Linked DNA regions of Mus musculus: region 1 is linked to region 2. The links are chromatin loops, found by intact Hi-C in ENCODE. Cell type or tissue: left cerebral cortex. All regions are shown on one strand. Links, peaks and the distances in the headings refer to the core of each region. The heading gives the core; the rest is flanking DNA. Region 1 overlaps Col4a2 (collagen, type IV, alpha 2). Region 2 overlaps Col4a1 (collagen, type IV, alpha 1).

What was found. A loop is a pair of places that touch in the nucleus more often than their neighbours do. Peaks named below come from ENCODE experiments on the same cell type or tissue, not always from the same donor. Only the 100,000 strongest peaks of a DNase experiment are listed, where the experiment ranks them.
Region 1: a loop joins it to region 2, with 6 times the contacts of the local background. A loop is called at or near these places in 2 of 42 quality-filtered maps.

Annotation. Positions count from the first base shown.
Region 1 is chr8:11,409,178-11,421,601 of GRCm38, forward strand. Col4a2 (collagen, type IV, alpha 2) reads left to right here. Exons shown (of 48, transcript NM_009932.4): 15 at 245-295; 16 at 878-922; 17 at 4,802-4,855; 18 at 5,565-5,631; 19 at 6,187-6,297; 20 at 6,749-6,898; 21 at 11,400-11,492; 22 at 11,991-12,145. Among named protein-coding and RNA genes, the nearest start is that of E230013L22Rik, 63 kb to the right of the region's middle. In left cerebral cortex, for the core only: CTCF peaks have their summits at 6,100 (motif pointing right) and 10,690 (motif pointing right); DNase peaks (open chromatin) are centred at 2,724, 3,421, 4,480, 5,261 and 4 more places; H3K27ac peaks cover 3,471 bases.
Region 2 is chr8:11,268,605-11,281,028 of GRCm38, forward strand. The region is part of intron 1 of Col4a1 (collagen, type IV, alpha 1); the gene reads right to left. Gm32709 (a long non-coding RNA gene) reads left to right here. Exons shown (of 4, transcript XR_003947506.1): 2 at 11,145-11,266; 3 at 11,504-11,571. Among named protein-coding and RNA genes, the nearest start is that of Gm32709, 14 kb to the left of the region's middle. In left cerebral cortex, for the core only: no CTCF peak of the experiment used is centred there; DNase peaks (open chromatin) are centred at 2,466, 5,069 and 9,766; H3K27ac peaks cover 2,451 bases.

The DNA of each region.
Region 1 (12,424 bases), core at 2,695-10,694, 140 kb after region 2:
TGTTTATCCAGTTTGACTAAGCTTCCTAGTTCTTCCTCACTGTAGTGGTGACTGCGGCATCCCAGGTAAAGGTGATCAGCTCTGTGCTCTCTCTACCCCCATCCCGTCACTAAGGGGCCTAGGAAGGCTGCAGACTGGCCAGTGCTACCCCCATCCCGTCACTAAGGGGCCTAGGAAGGCTGCAGACTGGCCAGTGGTGAGGTCAGCTCCAGGCGCCTCTCACACTCTGGTTTCTCTCTCCTAGGGCGTAATCTCAAAAGGCGAGGAAGGCATCATGGGGTTCCCAGGAATACGGGTGAGCCACGTATTTTATAACCATGTTTGTCTGACTGGTTGGCTTTTTGCTTTTTAAACAGATTTTCTGTTTTTAGATCAGTCTGTAGGTTTACAAAAAAGCTGAGCAAAAATGTTGAGATTTCCATGGTCCTACCCTGGGCACAGCCAGCCAGTTAGGTATCCACCACCAGGGATATCTCTCAGATGTGTTTGCTACAACCCATGAACCCATGTTCCCCTGGTGCTGAAGTTTTTAAAACACTGTGCCTGCCCAGGAGGTTCCTCCTGGTTTGAGGCCTGACTAATCTTTGTAACAATCTGAGGAAAGTATCTAAGATGCAAGTTCATTTCTGGACACCCAAAGAGTCCGATAAAAACGTCTCTCATGGGGAGGCTCATCTGTAAAAGGAAGGTGTCATCTTCAGAGCCATGAGCGTCAACAGCCACCTCGGCACTTGGGGCTGGATTTGGCTACCTGGGGTTGAATGTGGCCGCCTGCCCCTGCTCTTCCAAACCTTGAAAGCACAAGGCTGCTTGACTGTTGTTGGAACTTGGTTGCCTGCCCTAAATCTTTATTGCTTGTGTTTTCTGTTCAACACAGGGTTTTCCTGGCCTTGATGGAGAAAAAGGAGTCGTAGGACAGAAAGTAAGTCTAATCCGCGAAATGTTCTGGGACTGAAACCTTGTATATATAACCAGTGGATCTCAGAAAGCAGCACTTGTCCCCAAAGCTCACGTGGGGTGTCCCCTGCATCCACAGGCTCATGACTGATTGTTCCAACTGTCAGAGACCTTAGTGGAGCATTAACCTCTGTCTCAGCTTCCCTCGCCCATCTGTTGCTTTCTCCACAGAACCCATCCCAGGTCTCTGCCACTAGGTTCCCCGCCCTGGGCCTCACACCCTGTCATTGTCACTAAAAGGTTGTCAGTGGGTGACTGAGGTTCCTCCTCTATTTCTTAGAGATCTACACATACTTTGATACTTGCTTGTGTTTAATAATAACCCAGTTGCTTTTCTCCTGTGGTCTGGCAAAGAAAAAGAAACTGTGTATGAAAAAAACTTTTTACAGGTCCAGACAAGATTCAGCAACAACTAAATACCAGCTGAAGCAGAAAGCACACGAAGAAATGCTTTTATCTAATTAATCACTAATTAACTAACTCACAACATTCATTGTATGCATGAATTCAGCCAATCTACTGCAGAGTCCAGCACCGTCCTGTCACCCACAGTGGACAGTCCTGGGGTCTGGCTTTAGATCTGTGCAAGCCTCCAGGGTCATGTGACCTAGCATGCTCATGACTTGAACTTGACAACGAAGGAATTCTGAGCAAATTTTTGCCATACTGTCCTGAATTTCATCCAATGGGCGAGATGTAGGGGTTATCACACTTCAATATATACACACCCAAACATGTCAGGAAGCCACAGGGTTGCAGTACACACATGCACCAAATTTACTCACCCCAGGATACAGCCATGGCTCCAGTCAGCACCAGAGTGCTCACACAGGGTGCTCAGGGCTCATGTTTCCACCAGGCTGTCCTGTCAGGTACGCCAAAAGCAGCCTCAAAACCCTAGATTCCCCTGAGCCCTGCTCAGATCGCCACAGCAAGTAGCCACATGACACTGAAGAGCCCAGAGGCTGAACTAAGACAGAGAAGCTATGTGGCTGTTTTGGGATAGCAGGTAGGCTTGCCTCCTGGTGCCATGGCTGACATCCGTGGCTCTAGCTAGAGGCCAGATTCTGGCATTGACCATGTACAATGGAGACCGCCATTACTACTGTTCTTGTTCCTTCTCCTTGTAGATCCTAAACTCGGGCTGGAGGCCACACACTAACTAGACCCAACTTCCTATCATGGTAGTTCTTGCTAAGAGTGTCCCTGAAAGTAACACAGCAGAGGCAAGAGCTGTCCCCTGCTCCACAGCCAAGGCCAGAATGCCACTGGCTTAAGGGTAGCAATGAGCAGATTCTGTATCGACAACTAACAGACAGACAGGCATTAGGCCTAAAGGCCAGCCGAGTCAGAGTCAATGTATGCTGAGGTGGGCAGGTGGCACGTTGTCACCTACTCTTCTCTGAAACAGAGGAGCTATCACGTCTGCAAACATGGCTCAGCACAGCTGCCCCTGGAACTAGAGGCCCATGAAGACTAGAATCCATCTGTAACTCTAGCCCGGAATCTGACCCTCTCTTCTGACATCCATAGGCGCCAGCCACCCACATGGTACTGGCAAGCCCTGGCCCCTGGCCCACCCCCACCCCCGATGCTGCTACCTAGGTACAGCATAATAGGTCCAGCTTTCTCTCTGTAACTTGGGGAGAAGCAGCCATCTGTGCTTAAGTGGGTCAAAGGAAGAAATAGTTTACCCAACTGCAAAAATAGGGGAACAGGCAGACATACACAAATGACTCATCTCGCTGCATGTTAGTACAAACCACATTGTCCAAATGGCCAGCTGCTGCCTCCCTACGAGCTTTCCAGATGTGCTGGCCCTCGGGGGCCAGAACTTAAAGGCAGCTCCAAAGAGCTGCCTGCGTGCGTATGGTGACCCATTAAAGCGGCATGCCAAAGAGGGAGGACTCAGAGAAGGCCATGCTCCCGGGGAAGCCCCAGCCTCCCTACAAGAACAAAGAGCCTTCTTCACATGCCTGTGTGCATGTACATAGAGAGGGGAGGGGGGCACATGTGGTGACACACAGGCATAGATACCTAGAAAAGTAAATAGCTCCAGGCAGGGAACAGGAAGATATCTTGTGCATTTGGTTGTATCATATTTTCTGAAAAATAGGCAATTATTTCCCCCCTCGTTTGGGGGAAACCTGTGTTTAATGACAGCTGAGGCTTCTCCCACCCTGGACTTACTATAGAGTGTGCTCATGGAGATCTGGTTTCCTGGGGACCGTGCACTGGCCACAGTCTTTGTGTAGTGTGAGTGTGGGGCACAGGAAAAAAGCCATCTCTGTGTGTGACAAGGCCACTGGACCGCCACAGAGCTGTTTAGACTCCAGGAATCACAGCTACCAGGTGTGATTTTCCAGCTACATGGGAGTTAGGAGCAGGCAGCAAGGCTGTGACCACAAGCCAGGCATGTAATGACATCATCTTTAAGTCACATGATGTTGCATCTTCCTGCTCCATGGCCCTCTTAGGCGGATCCGGGGAGAAGTCGTTCCCCAGAGGCCCCTGAGTTGAATTCCATGAGCCCCAGTTCTTTGCCTGAGTGAGGGAAGACCTAGGATCCAGAGATGGGAACACATCCAAACCCATGAGGCAGGGCCTCCTGCTGAGCATTTGAGACGTTCCCTGGGAGCCTAGCGGTAAATATGCCCTAGTGGTGAGCTCCCTAGAGCTACTGAGGGCCTCTGCTAGTTACTGTCCTTAAGGGCTTAGGGTTCTCAAACAACATAAAATCAACTGGTTTTGAACATTCAACTCCACCTCGTGTGAGAGGACCAGGGTCAGCCACAGCCCTGCAAAAGGGGGGGAAATCAGCCGACCTTAGTCCACCAAGCAGCACGTAGGCTCCTGCGGATCTGTAAAGCCCCTGGACAGGCCCGTTGTTAGAACCCTGGCTTGGCTCTGGCAGCTTTGCCATGTGTCATCTTTTGAAAGAAGAATGAACGTCTCAGGTCTTACATGTCTGTCCAGCTTCCTCACCCACTGCACTGGAGAAAACTGGAGGCCAAATTAGTGTTAAGGGTTTGTTTTTGTTTTTACTGAGAAGGAAAATTCCAAATCAACAGACTCTGAGGATTCTGTTTGGTGGCAACTGGAGACTTTCAAAACTCATTATGAAGGAAGAGTTTAGCTCATGGAGCAGATGTGGCTGCTACCCTGCAGGAGGAGACGAATCCTGCACAGTGTCTTGCTCATTCAGATGCTGATGTGGGCAACGGAAGGAGCAGCCGTCCCATTACACGGTCCCATGGGGGCAGATGGGCACATCCGTAGCGCAAGTTACCCAGTCCCTCAACACTAACAACCAAGGGAAAAATACTAAATAAAACTGCAAGGTTAGGAGGGTGGGGCGCGCTGGAGGATGTCTCCGTGGCTGGGAGTTCTTGCTGCTCTTGTAGAGGACCTGGGTTCTGTTCCCGGTGCCCAGTTGGTCACTCAGAGCCATCTGTAACTCTAGCCCGGAATCTGACCCTCTCCTCTGACATCCATAGGCGCCAGCCACCCACATGGTACACATGCATACATGCAGGAAAAATGCTCACACACATAAAGTAAAGTAAATCTCTTATTTAAAAAAAAGTGCAGCACAAGGGAAGGAAAAGCTGTTTGACAGGCCCTGCAGGCCGATGCCACAGTTGCTCCTGCTTCAAGCAGAGGGGCTTGAAAAATATCTGTGCATCCGAAATGAGGAAGGTGAACATGAGTTGTGGGGTCATTGAGGGGATTCTTGGTGGCTGCATTGGCTGGGCTGGTAGAGGTGCCATGGGGTTGGTTTCTGGAGCCCCCCCTCCCTGCAGCTAGAAATAATAACCTCACATCTCCCATATCTCTATTCCAGGGAAGCAGAGGCCTGGATGGTTTCCAAGGCCCCAGTGGACCTCGAGGACCCAAGGTGGGTGACTCTGATAATGATGTCCTGCTCCTGGCTTAGACAGCACGGTCAGAGGAGACGATCCCCCTAGAGGGGGCTTGCTCTGGGTTGCTCAGCCCCCTCAGCATGCCCAGTGCAGCGGGAGGCTGGCTTTGTAGCAACAAGGTGGGGAGGGACCTCCAGTTCCTGATGGAGGGTAGAGCTTGTGTGGTTAACCCTAAGGGCTGAGAGGAAAGACAAGGTGAGGTGATCCAGGGTAGCTAGGAGAGGACCCGGCCCTGTGGGTGGCCCTTCCTGCTAGAGGACATGTCTGTGGAGATCAGGGAAATGCGTGGGTGTATCTGGAGATTACAGGAGGCTGCTCCACAGAGCAGATGGTGCTGGGCGTCCCAGCGTCTCCATGCTGCCTCCCCCCTTAACCAGATGTCTCAGACGTCAGCACCATGAAGGTCTGAGACGCAGAATCCTTGTAGTCTCCCAGGCTCTCTGGCATCCATAGCCCCGGCAAGGGCTTCACGGGGAGATCCTCACGTGCTGTGGTGTTCCTTTTTATGTCTGTCTGGTGGTTAGGATGCAGGGACTCCCTGCTGCCACATTGTAGAGCTGTTGCCATGGGGACAGTCCAGGTTTGATTGTGAGAAAACCCACACTATTAAACTAACTCTATATTCTGTGCACTTCTGGGCAATATACAAGGCTATTCTCACAGTGTTTTCTCTCCCCACCCCAGGGAGAACGGGGGGAACAAGGACCCCCAGGACCCTCTGTCTACTCGCCCCATCCATCCCTGGCAAAAGGTTGGTACAAACACTCCAGTGTATGACGTGGCCTCACATGGACCCTCTTCTGTCGGTAACAAAGTCATAAGCTCTCCAGACAAGTTCTTTAAGTGACTCAGAGACAGCCCAGCTTCCCTGGAGGTTTCAAAAGGAGTCACTAGAAATGGTCACTTTGGTTCTGGCTGACAACACTCAACTACCACCCAGGTGTGACCCTATCTGTGAGCAAGGGGAATGTCTTCATTTCTAGGGGATGCACAGGGTCTTGTTTTTAGCAGCCAGAATGCCACTGAGTCCGCTGAAATCACTGAAACCACTATGTGTCTTTTTGGTATCTTCTGTGCCTCGATATTGTCTTACATTTAACAGAATCTTACCCTGCTGGGCTGTGAACTGGGGGCCCCTGTATTTTCAGCATTTGAAAGCTCTCTGACTCTCTTCTGTATATACATTGGACTTATTGGGAAGTTGGATGCCTGAAATGGTCTGTAGATGGCACCCTTGCTACTATGGTACAGGCTTGTTCCTAGGCAATGATCTGATTCTAACTGATGGGACCTGTCTTGGTTGCAGGTGCCCGAGGTGACCCAGGATTCCAAGGTGCTCATGGGGAGCCAGGAAGCCGAGGCGAACCGGGAGAGCCTGGAACCGCGGGTCCTCCAGGCCCATCCGTCGGAGATGAAGGTAATGGCGTTTCATAGCATCTGAACATACCTAGTCTCTGGATATGGACCTGTAGTAGGCTTTGCTGGCCACGTGGCTTTCCTGTGGCTCTATCTGTCTTTCTCATGGAGTGGTCTCAGCTCTGATGAGATGAAGGGCACATGCAACAGTAACCCCAGCAAGGTTAGATTATGACCCCAATGGGTGATTAGTGATATCTGGTCCCCAGATGGAAGAACTGGGGGGGGGGGGGGGGTGTCATCCAATGATGTCAGCAAATGGTCACAATCCCAGGCCATTGTGGAAGCTGTAAAAGTTGACAAGTTGTGAAGAAACGTACCAAGGCCATCGCCTTCTTCTGTTAACTAAACCCTGATGCTTGTTCCTGGTGGCAGGCCCTCTGTGACAGGAAAGCCAGCACAGCCCTTACCTATGGGGACACTCACCTGCTGAAAATGCTCTTGGATTTCAGATTCAATGAGAGGCCTTCCAGGGGAGATGGGACCCAAAGGCTTCTCAGGAGAACCAGGGTCCCCTGCACGCTATCTTGGCCCACCAGGAGCAGATGGAAGACCAGGTCCCCAAGGAGTCCCTGGACCTGCAGGCCCACCTGGACCAGATGGTGAGTGGCTGTGTTCACCTGGAGCCTAACCAAGCTGGTTCTGAGTTGATCCAGTGGGCTAATGAGTGAGGGTGTGGTGGGCATTCCCAGGGTCCACACAGGAACTAGCATAACAGCTATCACATCCATCTGTAGAGAATCAATGGTCCCACAGGTCCTGCATGGTAAGCTGTGGCTGCGGTGACTTAGCAGGAAGGCACCCACTGTGAGCTGAAATCCCTGTGCTTGGGTCTCTGCAAGCGTCTTCTTCCTTAACTCACAGCTCCTCTGCTCTGCTTCGGCAATCTGGGTCAACTTCTCTGTCACTGCAAAGCCAATGTCACAGGAGATAGCTATTGATGCAAGAAAGGATCGCTGCATAAAGGAATGGTGGCCACTGACAGGGGGCACAGGAGACCCAGAGAGTCTGTATATATGGCAGATGAGGAGGAAGGTTTGGCCAGCCTGCTGTCCCACAGCACCTGACTTAGCCAGGGTGATGCCCCATAGCATCTGGGATGGTCCCTGAGTCAGCCAGGGTAGCATTTTCAGGTTGTGATGGTCCATGCCATCCTTAATATCAAGAACGCTTATCTACTGAGTGGTATGTGTGCCATAGCTTTGAGCTGGTCATCCACAAAGCCCGGTCTCTTCAGCTATAGCATTCAGTTACACATTAGATGTTGAAAAATTCCTCATGGGAACATTTCATCTGCTGGAAAGACTGGCTTTTGAGGCACTGAAAGGAAATATGAGGTCATTTTCTCTTTCCGGAGTAACATCGACCCACTTCTTTCCAAAATGATTTCAACTCCCTGACATCACCTCCAGCAGCAATCTCTCCTCAAGTCGTTCTTTCAGGGGGCAGGGCAACCTATTTGCTCATGGGTAGTGTTGGGGTTTAGTTAAACTTCAAGTTCAGAGGCTGTTTTAATTGCTTTGGGAAAATCCTTCTCTGCACCATCTCCAGAGGGAAAGTTGTTAGTATCATCTCTTCCATAGAAAGAAATTCTTCTGTAACACAGACGCATAGGAAGCCAGTCACTTTGCTTCTGCTCATATCCCACAGTAACATTTTAACTTAACATGAGCCTACTTGCCCAGTTCTCTTTCTTTTGGAAGATAGCACATTCGTTTGAAAAGTAAGTGTTGATATTTTCTTGGATGATGCATCTGAGCAAAGCTATCTTTAATGTTTTCTATTATGCTAAAGGTAATTTTTATGATTTATATTTGTTAATATTGACAGGAAAATATTTATCGATGACATGTGTACCATAAAAATGTCTATGAGCCTGTCCTTCCTGTGTGTAGTGTCTGTAGGGTTTTCCCCACATGCGTCAAAAACATAAACGATACCATGAATGAGGACATTGTCTCTGTCACTCTATCCTATCACAAGCATCCAATATCTTCATGGATGAATTTTGCTCACTAAGTGGTTTACAGCTTCAATGACATAAATAAACTAACAGAAGCAAATAGATCTAGACAGCAACCTGTAGTAGATTACCAGCTGATAAGGGGATGTATGCAGAAAAGGGACTCATGTAAGAAGTTTATCAACTAAAAATGTTAGGACATCCAGTTTAAGCCCTTCTTGCATTGTTTCCTCTTTGAGACACATTGTTGTTTTCTCTGTGCGATACATTGTTACCAAATCAACTGCTCCTACAGCAAACTCTTAAGTGAAAACTAGCCAACCAACGGCCTTTTGAAGTATGCTCATAGTTCGGATCCACCCTGAAATTAGTACTGGAAACCAGGAGTCCTACCTTGCTCAGCCTTTCTCAGATCTGAAACGTTTGGAGTCTTCTCTCAGAAACTGCCTTTGGTCCTATTTTGTGTGCTGCGGTTGCTGGAAGCCAGAATGCTTAGTCATTCAGAGAATCGGAGCGAACATTGATGCCAGCTGTCTTTCGGGGTGAAAGGCTCTGCTGGCGCCATTTCTAGTACAGCTGACTGAATCAGCTATTGGCTTCTTCGTGGAAGTCATGCTGAGATCTCCCACGTCCCAAAAAATGTATTTAAAATTATGAATGAATTACGTAGAAGAAAACAACCCAGGGGAGAGACAGAGGTCGAATCTACACGGCTCAACTGTGCCTTCATAAAGGCCTTACTAACTCCCAAGAAAGACATCTCTCTTTGTCCTTGGTGCAGGTTTTAAATGGCAATTTTGTCCTTGGTGACAGGTCTCTAGTTTTAAGTGTTCATAGAGTCCAGGTGATAATCCTTCTATTTACGGTCTGCTTTTCTCTCTGTCTGTCAGGAGGGCTTGACAGTTTAGGCTAGAGCCCAACCCAAACCTAAGCATCTCCTGGAGGGGTTCCACGGGCACATAGGCAGTGCCTGTGCGGAAAGGCTTTCCTCGGCTCCATAGTACCTGTCCACTATTCCTATCTCTGGATACTTTGTAGGACTTCTCAGTGGCCCCCTCTCCCTCTCCCTCTCCCTCTCCCTCTCCTTCTCCCTCTCCTTCTCCCTCTCTAACTGCTTCTCTCTCTCCCTCCCTCCCCCACCTCTCTCTCTTTGTCTCTCTCTGCCTGTCTCTGTCTCTCTGTCTCTCTCCTCTCCTCTCTTCCCCTCTCCTCTCCTCTCCTCCCCTCCCCTCCCCTTCCCTTCCCTCCCCTCTCCTTTCCTCTCCTCTCCTCCCCTCCTTTCTCCTCTCCTCTCTTCCCCTCTTCTCTCCTCTCCTCTCCAGTGGGAACGCAGCCCTGTGAAAACATCACCATTCCTCCTCTGTACTCTGAGCTACAGCCATGAAACTTCTCACTAGAATCAGCAGCACTGGGTCTCAAGAATGCCCAGAGCGGAGCTGCAGATCTCCACGCTGTCACTCTCCTCTTTGACCCACACATTCCCTGGTACCACTATTCCTCCATAGCGTCTGTACTTGAGCCAGGAGTCTCTGGGCACCTCACTCTCCACACTGGACTCACAGTGTGTGGTGCAGTCTCTCTCCTTAAAACACTTCAGGACTCCCGTTGCCCTTAGGAATAAAAGCCCAAGAGGGTCTTCTCCCCTCCTCCATGACAACACTCCTCCGTGTACCCTTTACACACTCCCTGGTCATGGCTCCATACTGTTAAGGGGCCATTTGGTCCCTCCGTTCCATTTCTGGAGAGCCCTTCAGCTCCCCGCCTGGCCAGCTCCCTCTGTCAGCCACAGTCCATGCCACTTCCTCAGAAGACCCCCCTGGACACCACCCATTCTAAATCAGCTGCTCCCAGCTTCCCTCTCACGGTGCTAGCTAGAATCTGAAACTTCACATTTGTTTGCTGAGCGTGTTAGCTGTGTCCCTGCATCTCAGCTGTCAGCTCGAGGCAGGCCAGCTTCCCAGTGCCAACACAGCTCCTGGCCTGCTGCCTGGCGTGGCTCAGGAGCTGGCTTGTGGTGGATGAATGAGTGAGTGAGAGACTGTGTTAGATGTGAGGCCAGATCAGATTACACAGAACAATGCCCGCTGGTCTCTTCTACAAATCTCTGCTTCCCTAGGCGCTCCCAAACCATCCCATGCCTTTGAAGTCACTGCCTCCTTATCCTTTCCTGTGTAGCCACAAGCACCTACCTTGTCCTGGGGTATTCGATGGAGCTATGACCACTACTAGATTTAGCAGCAATAAGGCTTGGTGGCTCATACCTGTCATCCTGACACCTGGGAGGCTGAGACCAGAGAGTCACCATAAGTTTGGGGCCAGCCTGGGCTACAGAGTAAGACAATGAGAAGCAAAGGAGTCCAGAGGTACTCAGCTACCCTGCAGCACAGCCAATCTCGCCTGGATACGCAGCCTTGGATCCACCACCAGATGGCAGTCTTCCCAAAGGCCTCTAAGAATTGTGAGGTCTTAGTGGAGTCTCATCTGGTCAATTGATATACATATGTGCAATTATTGGGGCACTGTAGTGACTAATAACTCTGACCTTTAGTGAAAAAAAAAGTGAACCTAGAAGAGGAATATTGGGGCCAAGGTCATTTAGTGAGGTCAACCATGCCCAGTACCAATTAGGAGAATTCCAGTTAGTTTCCAGGACCCCCATGTTTGCAGGTTTACATGTGTGTTCATGTGTGCAGGAGAAAGGAGAAATGGGGAGGTCTGAGAAGAGATGGGCATGCACTCCAGAAAGGGGACAGAGGGAGAGCTGAGTTTATCTTAATCCCACACCAACCCCCCCACCCCCCCACACACACACCTTGGGGGACATTCTCTGAGGCTGAGCAGAGATGCGCGGCCATCAGCAACATGGCTGAAAAGTCAAATTCTTCGTTTGGACTGAACGTTCCTCAAAAGCAAAGACATTGGTCTCGATACATTGGTAGAAAAGCTAAATTTGCAGGCTCTGGTCTCTGTTCCATCCTGAGGGACCATGGCCACATGGCTGTCCAAGCTTCTGTCTTGGAGGTGCTGGTGTGGGTCTGGAGATGCAAGGAGCTGGGGTAGACTTGGCTGAGAGGCTGCACTGGACCTGACTGATCTGGCCGACTCTCACAAATGCTTTTGTCCTGTGTGTTTTTCCGTAGGCTTCCTGTTTGGCCTGAAAGGATCAGAAGGGAGAGTGGGCTACCCGGGACCTTCAGGTTTCCCAGGAACACGAGGGCAGAAAGGATGGAAAGGTGAGGACTGCAGGGTGGGAAGGTCAGGATGGTGACCCCAACCTAGCCCCCATGTCACCTCCTCTTGCAAGTTGACCCCGCCCCCACCCTTCATTCACTTCTCTGAGGGTAAAGGATGGGCAGTCTGATCTGAAATCTGAAATGCTACAGAATCTGAAACTCTCTGAGAACCAATATGCCAATATGGCACAGCAAGTGGGGAATCCCACAGCTGGCATCACTCGCTGGGCCGCAGCCAAAGTGGCCACACCAAAACTTGTGGGTAAAGTTAACTTCGGGCTGTGTACAAGTCCTATGAAACACCTTATGTCTGGATGAGGACTACCCGTGACCTCAGCACGTATATGCAGCATAAAAGGCACTCTAAAGCCAGGCGTGGCAGCGCACGCCTTTAATCACAGCACTCAGTGTCTTCTCCCACCAGCCCCTCCACCTGTCCTCTACCCCTGCTAGTCCAAGCCCAGCTTAACGCATGCAACCCTGTCCTAATCACGACAGGTGAAGCTGGAGACTGCCAATGTGGCCAGGTCATCGGGGGTCTTCCGGGACTGCCAGGACCCAAAGGTTTTCCCGGTGTCAATGGGGAGCTCGGAAAGAAAGGCGACCAAGGAGACCCAGGCCTGCACGGTATCCCTGGGTTCCCAGGATTCAAGGTGAGAGAAGAGCGCCCCCTGCTGGCTAGGGTTACCTTGCAGCTGCCAGGTGCCGGTGCCTGAGGCGAGCCAAACATCGTTCACACACACTATCGGCTTTTTTTTTTTCCTAAGATGTGCTTTTGAAAACTTTAACCTGTTGGACTGAGATAGCGCAAGCCACTATGTAAGTTAGACATAAAGTTATCACTGGACCCAGAGGTTCCATTCCAGGCTGCAGAAAGGGACTGCAGCCCTGGGCCTTCTCAAGTATATGCACTGTGTGTGGAATGGCATTAT
Region 2 (12,424 bases), core at 2,047-10,046:
TAGAATCCAAGTTTTAAACCGTTATAGACGGCGATGTGGTGTTGAAAGGGAGGAGAGGACACAGGGTGAACCATTTAGCAAGCTTTATTAGAGGCGCCGTGTCAGCTCGGAAATAAAATTCAGACCCATAGTCTGCTTCAGGTGGTAACGGTTCCTTCAAAATAAACGTGTGCTAATAATGGTCCCTGGCTCACGAGAAGCCTGTATTTTTAACAGCATCCTCCAAGCAGCATCACCATGGAGATCCTCTGCCCAAAACAACCCCATCTGGAGACACTTATTTTATATTGGAGCCCAACAAGTGCCTCCAGGACGGTGAGCTGTTCTTAATTGTATATTTTGTAGATGGGGACACTTGACAGCCAAGTAAAGCCCAGTGGTCAGGTCTGTTCCTCTCTCTGACTCACAACCCAGACATTTCAGCCTGCGTTCTCATAGTCCTCCTGACATTTCAAATGTCAGGCACCTCCCTGTGCTCCGCCTGCTTCTGAATGTGAGTTCCAGTCACCAGCAGGGCCAAAGGCTTTAGCCTGAGCTGAAGAAGGACCTTCTAGAACACACAGAGAAAAACTCCGAGGGACCTCAGCAGACTTAAACTGACTTAACTGTCCCCACCTCTGACTACCTGGACCCCATGAAATGTTGATATCAGGAGATACCCTGTGCCTTTAACCACAACCTGAGCTTGCCACGAAGCTGGTTCAGGCTGTTTTATCAAAAGTACCTGGATAGGAAAGCCCACACTGAGAAAGGAGGTTACTAATTAATAACTAGTGGCATGTCCACCCATTGCTGAGTCCATCCCTTCTATGGAGTCATGAACACCAGAAGGTAGGCAAGTGCAAGTCCCCCAGGTGGAAGGCCATCCTCCTCCTTAGTGTCTGCCATTCCCTAAACCTGCTGCTTTGAAGCCAGGGCAGTCTAGCCCACTCGTTAACTTGCACAGGGCCTCACCCTTCCCCCATTGATTTCACTCAGAGAAACTAGCCCAACAAGAGACTCCAGGAGCTGCAGGGTCTGTGTGAGAAATGGCTCCCAATCGCCCACATTTAGCAGAGACTCAACAACAGCCTCGGGTTGCTAGATTTCTCTGTGAAAGCCAAGGGGAGCTCCTTAGCTAAAGACTGCTGCGTAGCGAGGCTGGGATTTTCTGAAGCTTCTGCCATCTAAGAAGCACAATTCCAGTCACCTGCAGGAAGCCTTCTGACCAATTTCCCAGAGTTGTTCCTATGTCCCTCAGGGGATTCTACAAGCTCAGTAGACACTGCAATCCCCATCCTGGGCAGAGACAGTGAAGCCCAAGGCCTACAATACAGAAGCCCAGAGGGGAGGGTTACTAGTAGGCATCTTGCCTGGGACCTACTCCAGGTCTTAAGAAACTCTTGACAGAATCCAGAACCAAAGAGATAGAGAGCCCCCTCTTCCTACAGCCTAGACACAAAGATGTCCAATCCTAGAGCCAACACGGATATCTTCATTGACGAAGGAAATCTTTTTCATTTTTTAGGCAAGCAGGAAATCTTATTACCAAGTGCTGGTCTCCAGAAAGCAATTCAGATGAGTTGACTATTCAAATAGCATATAAATTATGATTTGCTTTTTCAGAAAGTTTAAAAAAAAGCAGAAAAAAATGTTTGGAGGCAGGAAGTGGAGACAGGGTCTCGTTATATAAGTCAGGCTGGCCTCGAACTCTAAATGCTCTGCTCAGCTTTCCTGGTGCTGGCCTTACAGGAAAAAGACCACCAACCTGACCGAGAGAAGCGTTGGAGACCACGCATCCTATGTCCTATTCTGGTTGGCCTTGAATCTTCTGTAAATGACTTGATTGGAAACAAACATCATGTTTTAGAAAAACAGCCACAGGTCCTGTGATGTGTTCACTTTGTCAAGTAGGATTAAGGCTGAAATGTCTCTATTTGGATCCCTCATGATTTCCATTTTTATAAAGTGGCCCTTGCTGGATTTCTCCCCAACACAGGGGCTTGTTCTGCTATAGTCCAGGGCACAGAGGTAAAACCATCAGAGCTAAGACCCTGAGACCCTGTCCAGTCAGGTCTGACATTTACATCCGAAATAACTAATTAAAACACGAGTCTTTGTTCACAGTTGTTTCCGCACATGGTGACCTGCTAGGACTTTATGGCTTGCATAGGTTTGAGGTTAAGTTGGGGACTTCACATGAGAAGAGTTGTGTCACAAACACAACTTCCTGACTTCCTGAGGCCCCTCAGCAAAATGGAAAGATGTATGCCATTGGTGAACCCAGTGGTGCCCCCTTGGCTCCGGATCTGAAGGACTTTACAAGGCCTGCTCATTCTTCTCCCTGTCTGGAGCACACTGGGCCACGCCCACCAGCTCCCAGCCCCATCTGTTTCAGATTCTAGAACGGGAGGAACTGGAACATTCTGTGAACTGCACAGTCCCTTCCCCTCCTAGGGTCAATTGGATTAGCTAAGTCCTGTTCTTGCTTCCCATGAGATTCAGGCAAGAGGAAGTGGGTCAGGAACGCTGCCCACTTGGGGCCCTGGAATGTGGCCTCGTAACCTCAAAGGACAAGCCATATGAGACTTAGTCTCTCTCACAGAAGTCGACCATCCACAGACTAGAGAGTGAAGAACCCAACTACACAGGGGAAGGCACCACAGAGGGCTTTCAAGCTCGAAACAAAAAACAATTACGTTTCCAGAACTGGAGGGAACTGAATGAAAACCACGTCTCTTCTGAAAGTCCTGTTCGCCACTCCCTACTCGACCCATCATTGCAGTCAGAAGTGGGAGCATGCAAAGATCTCTACGTGGAAGCAGGCAGGAGAGCACACTCCCCAAGTCCTGTGTTGTGGTTTGAATGGCCTCTCCCTTGGGCTCAAGTATTTGAATACATGGTCTCCAGTTGGTGACACTATGTTGGTAGGGTGTGGAGCCTTTAGGCATCAGGGCCATAATGAAGGAAGTGGGTCACTGGGGTGGGTCATGAGGCTTGATAGCTCAGCTAAACTTCTTTCTCTGTATTTCTTGTTCCACCAAAATGTGAAGCAAAGTGCCCCACCGGCACGCCTCTGGCACTAAGGAGCCACCTGCTCCCATGCTTTCTCCATGGTGGACCATCTCTCAAAGTGTGAGCCAGGGTACACCCTTCTTCTCTTTCAGTTGCTTCCTGTGGTGTATTTGCTCATAGTAACAAGAGTGTAACCAGTACTGCCTCCAGTCCCCTTTCAGACATGGGCACAGACAATGTTCCAATAGCCGAGGCCACATTAAACAGAAGCAGAAGGCACAATATTGAAGGAATGCAGAAGGCCCTAGGGAATAATCCCCAGTTCAAATACCTTTTATATTCTCTGTCTCTGCAAACCTCTCGGGACAGGTTAAAACGACCTGTATTAGCAAAACACTCCCATCAAGGTTTCCAGAAAGTAGACCCATCAGCCATGCTGGCATAAGTAAACTATGGTAGGTTGACAACTTCACAGTGCACAGTGTTCCTGCCAAAGAAGGTAGGGGACATAGATAGAGGTCAATGGCCTTCAGTGAGATGAAGACTCTTCCAGGTTGTCCCTGAACGGAAGACATCACCAGACGCCATGTGACAGGCCAGTGACAAGATGCTTGCTGTGCCAGAGCACTGTGTGAGCGAGGCAGAGCACATGCCACCATGCAGAGGTGATCTGCCCTACAGATTCCCTAACCATGACATGTGTGCTATCAGAGTCAGGCTTGGAAGGAGCACACAGGATGTCCTTGCATTTCTGAAATTCCCTTGCTGCTGATGGGGATGGGCACCAAACATCCGCTTGAACAGTTTTTATGTTTCCCATCCCTCCAAATAGGGACATGTGGAGCTCTGCAAAGCCTCGACGGCTTATCTTTCAGATTTGTTTTCACATTTCCTATCCTGTGAAAAATGTCAAAATACTTTCCTAAGGATGTCGCTAGTCCACTGCACTTCCTGTCATGGCGCTTCCTCAGGGGTCTTCAGAATAATTACTTACCCAACCAAAGAAATATGTGAATGGGGAAACATGCATTTCAGGGCTACCAGAGCAGAATTAAAAGCACACACCAATGAAGGAAGAATGGTGAGCCGCCCTTTCATGTGCTATGGGTGCTATGGTCAGGGGATGCAACCCTGTACAAAACTGGAAATATCCATAGAATGTCTCCTCAACTATATAGAATTAGAAAATTAACATAACTAAGTAGAGATCACAATATGGGGTCAAATATCACCGCCTAAATAATAACTGCTTAAAAGATTAGGTTTGAGTCAGCTTTGATGGCACAGGCCTGTAGTACCAGTTAATTGGGAGGCTGAGGCAGAGGGATTCCACATTCAGAGTCCACGTGGGTCAACAGTGAGCTCAAGATCAAGCTAAACAATTTAGGGAGACCCTGTCTCAAAATAAAAAGTAAGGGGGGCAGGAGTATAGGCTACTAGTGGGCGCTAAGCCTGTGTGAAGCCCAGAGCTCTCTGTCCCCAAAACAAACCAAAAACTGACTTTTGCACAGCATTTTTGGACTTCCAAAAATAAGCCTGGTTGATTCAAAGGTAAAAATATTGTCCCCGCAGGCTAAGGGGCTCATACCCGCCATCACCTACACTTATATCATTATTTTATAACTTTGTTTTGCTTTTTTTTTTTTTAAAGACAGAAAGAACTCCCCAGGAGATGTGAAACCCTTCTTTATCTTCATTCAGCTGAGAGGAGAATTTAGTTCAGGAAAATATCATTTCTGTCTCTTTTGATAATGGAATACAGACACAGAACAACCATTACTACCCTGTAAACTTACAAAATAACTCTGCCCCAGTTTGAAAACAACTACAAGTGTTGATACATTCTTGGCAAAACATAAAATTAAAAATTAGCAAGCCAGTTGAAATCCTAATGTTCGGCTCCTCTCTCCTCCTTCTCTGCACCCCCAATAATATGACTAAGGCTTTGCCAGCACAATTCATGACCCATCTGCTTCTCATTTGAGACCAAGTTGCAGAACCCATGTGGGCTCCCACCAACACCACAGGCTGCGGAGGCGAGGGTGTCGGCTTGGCTTCGAGTCGAACCAACATGTGACCACACTTCTGGTCCTATTTTCCTCCCATCATGCAACTCTGGTGACTCATTCTCATTGCTTTTCTTCCCTCCCACTGGATGGGGGCGGGCATCAAATGTTCTTGCTGGGGAAGAGGACACCCCATAGGGAACACATAATGAAGTCCAGTGCCTCGTCTCCAGAGTATTAAGTCTTTCTCCAGCTGCAGACAGATGAGGCTATAATTAGCTGTCATGTGACGGTGGCCATTGGACAGCAACATTCGTGATGAGTTGGTGAGCATGTATTCCCACAGGGACCCACGGAGGAGATGACCTAGAGAGATGGTTCCCGTGACTCTGAGTCACCAGCCAGGGACATCGAGGTGGGCTCAGCAAAGTCCCTACTTTCAGACAGAACTCATCCTTCACTACATGGCCGCCTACCTTCCGCATCCCTGCATGCTGTTCTCACTGGTCCACGAGGTCAGAACACTTCCTCTTCCCCTCCCAATATTATAGCCATTGACCTCGCAAAGACTATCAACACAAGTCAGGCCATGATGGTTTCCCAGTTGTCCTTAAGAAAGACTAATGTTACACAGCCAGGCATGAAGAAGTGGAGGAGAGCTATCTCCTCCATCTTGGAGATGACGACCAAGCTTGTTTCTGTCCTTCTCCTTTCCCCCTCCTCTCAGTCCTCCTCTTTCCCTCCTCCCCAGTCCTATCTTCTTATCCTGCCTCAGCCTCTGAATTCAATCACCTACTACCACTTCTTACATCTGACCCTCAGGTCAAATCCCACCATCTTTTCCACACTGTACCTTCAGAGAGGTCCCCAATGGGCTACGTGTGGAATCTGGGAGCTCTTGGGGAATTCCTGATGCCTTTCACTATCTCTCTGACCCAGCGCACTCTCTGTGCATTCCTACACTACAGGAACCATTCCAAGCACACGCTCTGGTTTGACTCTGCACCAAGCACATCATATACACCCTACCGCTCTGTACAGAGTAAAGACTGCCCATCATCAGGGCCATCTTTCAACACCTTTCTCTCAGAGACCACAGATAGCAGCAACAGAGCAGAAGGGTTCTCTTCCCACACGATGTGAGTGCGCAGAAACAATGGATTATTTATCCTTCCGCATTCCACTGGCTGAGCCTTTAGGGAGCCTTAGTTTGTAGCTAAATGAAAAGGAGGAAAGAAAGAAGCCTACGTGACTAGGGAGATAGTTCAGGAATGACTGACCCGAGGCGAAGCCAGTTGCTGGAGTACCCCACCATCTTTCACTGAACAATTAAATATTTTAAACCACTGCTGATAGTGTGCCATTTTCTACTCTCGTGTAGACAGAGTGGAGGGGAAGCAAGAAAGAGAAACCAACAGAAGCTTTGGTACATCCTATTTCACAACAGATGATAGAGGGTTCCATCCTCTTATTCAGTAATTCTATTGTTAACTACTGTTTACACTGTCATCAAATCCATGTGACAATTTTTCATTCTGCTTGCCATACAGAGTGGCTCATGCTCTCCTCATTGTTAAGGCTTATTTAATGTATGATTACGTTTATCTACAGAAGGGAAAATACAGACTTTCATGCATGGAGTAATACTGATTCTGTTCTAATTCCCAAGTGCCATCCCAGTCCATCCTTCCAACCAGAAATCCAACAAGAGCCAGACCTACAAATGAGGATAGAGAGGGGAAAGCCACAAATTGTTCCCTGTTCTGTGGGAGACAGAGGACAGCAGTCCTTTCCCTCCTATCAAGAGGGAGGAGAAGAATGTGTTTGAAACTAATACTTCCAGGGCCAATCACTGCCTCGTAACACGGGATCGCTGAAAAGAAGGCAGAGGCTAATGTCGTTTGTGGATGACCGTGTGTGGCCACAGGGCACCTGTATATGGCTCATGGAGATTGCAGGGTCACAGCTCCAAGCCAGAATCTAGGGTAGCAAATGAGGACATCCCAACAGGAAGAAGAAGTGTTACAAACCGAATGTGTGGTCCAATCAGAGGCTGAGAACCTCAGAGAGGAATAGCCAGGAGTATATAGTAGTGGTGATCTGTGCATGTGGAGAGTGACGCTGCCATTCTGAGTGTCCTGCTCTGGGATGGAAAATCCTGAGGACAGCAGAGGGCTGCTCAAATCTCTTTATATACAAGCAGGTCTTGGTTCAGGAACTGTTACTAACCAAACCCAGTGAGACTACGAAATGTCCTCGTGTGCAGCCACGGAGGACTTTCACCTTGCTTGTCTGGCATGGGACATGTTTTGGAGAACGAATCTAGATTAATCCCACCCAGAGAGGAGAATGTAAGAGAGATCCTTCTGCCAGGGCTCACCTTCAATCGGTTTTTCAATTTGGAAATGGAAGACTTTGCACCCTTTACATATGACAACCGCTAAAATGAAATGCAGCCCTTGGAAACATCACCTGATTTGTGTCCTTAAAATTGTGCTTGAAAACTCAGACAAAATGTAAACAGAAAGTGCATGTAATAAGTGCAGCCGGATCACCAACACGCACCAAGACAGTGGAGCGCCGTCGGGGCATTTGATAAGCGGCAGGCGTTCCATCTGGAAGACTTCTATGTGATGTGCTTCCTGGGGACAAGCCAGCGTGAGCAGTGTGAAGCGAAAACCCTCCTAAGTATATGGACAGTAATGGTTGGTACACCCCAACTGCTACTGTGTAGACCATAAATGGCACTTTCAAAAGAGCTACCTAAAACATTGCACATTTATGGTCAGACGAAAAAAAAAAAAAAAAAAAAAACGAGGGAAACCACAGCCGAGAAGCAACTGCCTTCGGTCAAAGCTGTGGTTTCTCTGTTGTGCTCCACAGTGACTGTGGCTCTGTGGTGGATGGTGCCTATGTGGTACCTGTAGGGCTTCCTCAATCAGCTGCACAGTGAGGTCCTTGCCAGACCATATGTCCCTGGGGACCCCAGGACAGACTGCTCCTCCCAAGACATAAGAAACCCACACTGACTCTCAGTAGCACCCACCGGGACCGGCTTTCATTCACCAACAGAATGCTATGTAACTGTAGAACCTTGTTGTTGCGTCTGAAAGCCTGTCATTTCCAAGGGAAGTTAAGAAAAATATTTACCAGAGCTAAGTCATTCATAATTTATTATGAAAGTAAATATGAAGTAGAATAGCTTTTCAGTCAAATGGCTCCAACTTTAAACTATAGTTTGCCTGGAAACAGAGCTAAGCCCAGTTCCCTGGTCTTTAACTGGAGCCATTTAAAAAAGAAAAAAGAAAAAGAAAAAGAAAACCACCGCTTCATTTACACCCCTCTCATTTACATCCTTAAATCACCGGGTTCCACTGAGGTTCATTTTTATGCAAAGCTTTTATACAGAACATATTAACATCTAGAAAGTTCTGTAGAACCTTTGCTACCACTGTGTGGTTAGTCAGCTTGAGTCAAACAAATAGATCCTGCAAGCCACAATGAGATGGGCAGTTTTTCTAAAAATTACATTTAGATGATAAAATATACTTTGAATATTTTTTGAAAAAACAATCTCTTTTCCCTTCTGTGTCTTAAGCCTGGTGTTACCAGTCGATATATCTCGGGTAATAATTGTCTAGTTGTTCCAGCTTTTGGTATTACTCTGGTTGTACTAGAGGGTTAGCCATAGTTTTCAGTAACCAAGACAAAGAGCAAAGTCTCTTCACCCTGGGTGGGGTTGCACCTGTAGCCACTATGCTGTCCACAACCTGCCTGTAGATTCCACGTGGACTCAGGTCAGGGACACTCCAGCAGACCCCACCCTTCTTCTGCAACCTTATCGTTATATTCTGTCCACTAAGGGCAGGCCCAGAACTGGGCACTGAAGGTCCCACATCCTAAAGTGTGCAGAGCTCTGGAGACAGGTGATGGTGAGGGGACTGAGAAACAGTGGGAAGATAGCCAAGGCCAATGAGCTGCATTAAAAGTGACTCAAACAGTAAAGGTTTTGTAGTGTATATTTTGCTGCAATAACTAAAAATGGCAGACAGTTTTGTTTTTTTTTTCTTTTCTCAAATTCCCAGAACTTGTCTTAAGGTCTCAATGTTCCGCCAGCAAAGCTTACAGCTGGGGATTAGGAAAGCCATTCTCCTCCCTCCTCAAAGACACACACACACACACACACACACACACACACACACACACACAGAGGACTGCTGGCTTAAGGCCCCTCCTACCCATCACATCCTGCTAGAGATGGGTGCCTTAGCCAGAGAGTTTGGCCAAAGGCATGGCTGTTGCATAATTTTGAATTCTCTAAAGAAAACTTTGGTTTTGCCTCCTTTTGCCCCCAGACTCAAGGACGTGTTGCCCTATCTTCTGCCCCAACCTTCCTAGTCCTCAGGTGTCCTCCATAGATCACGTAGAACCTTGTGTTCACAGGACAGAAGACACAAGCTGCTCAGTTTAAGACACTTTGAAAGCAGAAGCCTGTTGCTGGTAACAACAGCAGCAGCAACCACAGCAGCAGCAGCAGCAGCAACAACAACAACAACAAAAGATGTCTTAAACACTCCCAACACGCAGCAGGGACATGAATCTGAACAGAGGCTCCTGGCATGCAGAGAGCATTTTCTGCGAACCACTTCCTGTGAGGTTTCTGGGAGAGTCCCCTCCATGGCTGGTGGCTGGAGGAAAAGAAGCCAGCACAGAGGCATCTGGGTGCCTGCCCAGACTTTAGCCCCTAACAGATCCTGCTTCATCTCCAGCAACTGTGCCTGTCATGTAACAGAAAAAAACCCAACTTTCTAAACAAAACCTCTGGGGCTTGCATTGAGGCCAGGACCATGGAAGAATGGTCATTTAGCTCCATACCGGGCAGATGGGCCTCCGTGGTCCAGCTGTGCAAAGGCACAAAGCCAGGAAACACAGAATTCTGTTTAAAGAAATCCAAAGGCCCAGAGCACACAAGCCCTGTCCTGTATCTAAGAGTCTGGACCCAGCACCCTGGGAACACAGGGGAGGAAGGAAAGGAAGAAGCAAGAGTCTCCTCAGTACCTCAGCGGTGCTTTTGACACAGGTTCTCATGGAGCTGTCCAACCCACAGGAATTCCTGGGATTGCTAAGGTGCAGTTGGAGGCACTGAGGTCCAGGGGTATCTCCGTCTAGTCCAGGATGGGAGGCATTGAGAGCACCCTGCCTAATCCAAGGCCTCCGACTACACTCTCAGATGCTGCCTCTGCAAAAAGCACCCCTTCACCTTCCCAGTAACCGCCGGAAAAGCCAAAAGCCCTCTAAAGAATAAGCCACTGGAGAGAAGCGATTGGGCAAACCCATTCACGGCCACAATGGTTCCAAAACAAAAGGAAATCCCACAAGACCCTTGTACGTATGTACATTAGCTCTCGGGGGTCTGTGGTCTTCCTTGCACCTCCTCCTGTTCATTTTCTTACACGGTCTTTTAAGACAGGGTCCCACTCTGTAGCCCAAGCTGGCCAGGGAAGTCTCTATGCAACCTTGAATTCACTGCTAGCCTCCAGCCTCAGCCTCCCAGATGCTGAAATTACAGATGTGCATGTGCGCACGCACGCGCGCGTGCGCACACACACACACACACACACACACACTTCCTCTGCTCTTAATTCTTGACTTTATTTAGACAAAATTACAAAGGTATCAACAACCTCAGTGGTGCCCTGCCTCCCACAGGCCTGCTCTTGTATGGGAGGAAAACGCAAGAGAAAAAAAATAAAAAAGTCTGAGCCCAGGGCCCCCGCCCCCAGCCCCGGTGCACAGTGCGTAAGGAAAGTCCAGACAATGCGCTAGGGAAGCACACGCCTGCCAGCCTGCTGCGCTCATTATCCCCCCGCCTGGAATTTCCAGGTCAAAGTCTATGGTTCCCACTGCCCTGATCCACTGCCCTTTCCAGATTCTCCTTGTGATGCCCTTCCTGCCAAGGCTGAGTGACCGACTCAGTACTTTCCTGCCAGCCCGGCAGAGTCACCCAGCACATTACCTCTAAGGCGGGATCCTGGCACAAACCCCGGCGGACCTGGAGAGCGGGAGAGACGCTGGGGACTGGACTTTCCCTTTGAGAACCTGAACTTTGGTCGGATAAACCTAACTGCCCCCTCCCCCCAGCAGGTGATTCTAGTTACTGGACCCGGCGCACACACACCACAAGCATTCCTGGAAAACGTCCACACAGCAGAAATCGTGAAGATTAAACCAAGCACGTATGTGTTCTCTTCCCACGCCTAGAGAGGGTAAGCCACCCGCCATGGCAAAGGGTCTTTTGTGAACATAAGGTGTTCTTGACCTCCAGGGATGATGTCATACCCCCAAGCCAAGACTGTAAAATTAGAAATATGAGTCCAGAAAAGGGAAGATCACATGTGCCGTGAGGGAAGGACCTCAAGGTTACTGAGGGAGGACCTGGTTCCATGTCAACCCAGGGCAAGAGAATCATGGGGGGAAACCCCCATCACTTTGTTCCGTTGCAGACACACCTGAGCAAGAAGAGCAAGCTCTGCATCTGGTCACAGGCACGTGGGAACCCTGTCAGACTCAGGTATGAACAGACCAAGCTCCTCCTTGCCTTTATCACCAAAATGGAGTCAGTGTATTTTTCTAAAGGAACGGAATGGATGAAAACTTTATCTTTTTGTGAGCACATTATATACAGTTGTGTATCGTGCACTAAGAGAAACTGCACCTCCCACCTGAGTGCTGTGCTAGCTGCTGCTCAACCTATTAGGGTTATTTCATAAAATAAAGAAGGTCAAGTCATCCACGTTATGGCCAAGGATAACCAAATTTCTAATTATTATAAATTTTGAAATTTTTTGAAATTTTTAAACAGTTAAATGCTTACTATTAAGAAAAAAAAAAAAGTAGACCAGAAATTCTCCTCAGAGCCAATGCTCTGAAGAGTTGGGAACACCCTCACTCCTGTCACTCTTTGGCAGGCTCAGCAGTTGTATTCCCAGTTGTTCAGAACAGAGGAGGGCTCTATGGGGTGCTGACGTCCAGACCTCCCCCAGCCCTGGCCAGGCCTTTGCCATAGGTCTTCCAATCAGCTTACAGGAGTGTGGGTTAGTTGGTTCTAAATTTAAAGTCTACCAGTGCTGGTCCTTCATTTGGGGATGGGCAAACTGACAGATCACGAGAAAAGTAGCGAGCTTCACCCGCATTCATCCTCGTCTCTGAGGCACAGGCCTTTTCCATCCCCCAGAGCGGCCTACAAGTCCCACCTGCAGCCACTTCAGCAAAGGCCATTCACGGCTTAAGGATGTCAGGTGTCATCCCATACACAATGCGCTCAACCTTCCGTGTTAGCCAAAGCTCCTCCCCTCCTCCTCCCTCTCCTCCCCATTTCTTCCTTCCTTTCCTTCTTTACCCCAGCACTCAGAGGCTGACAGGTC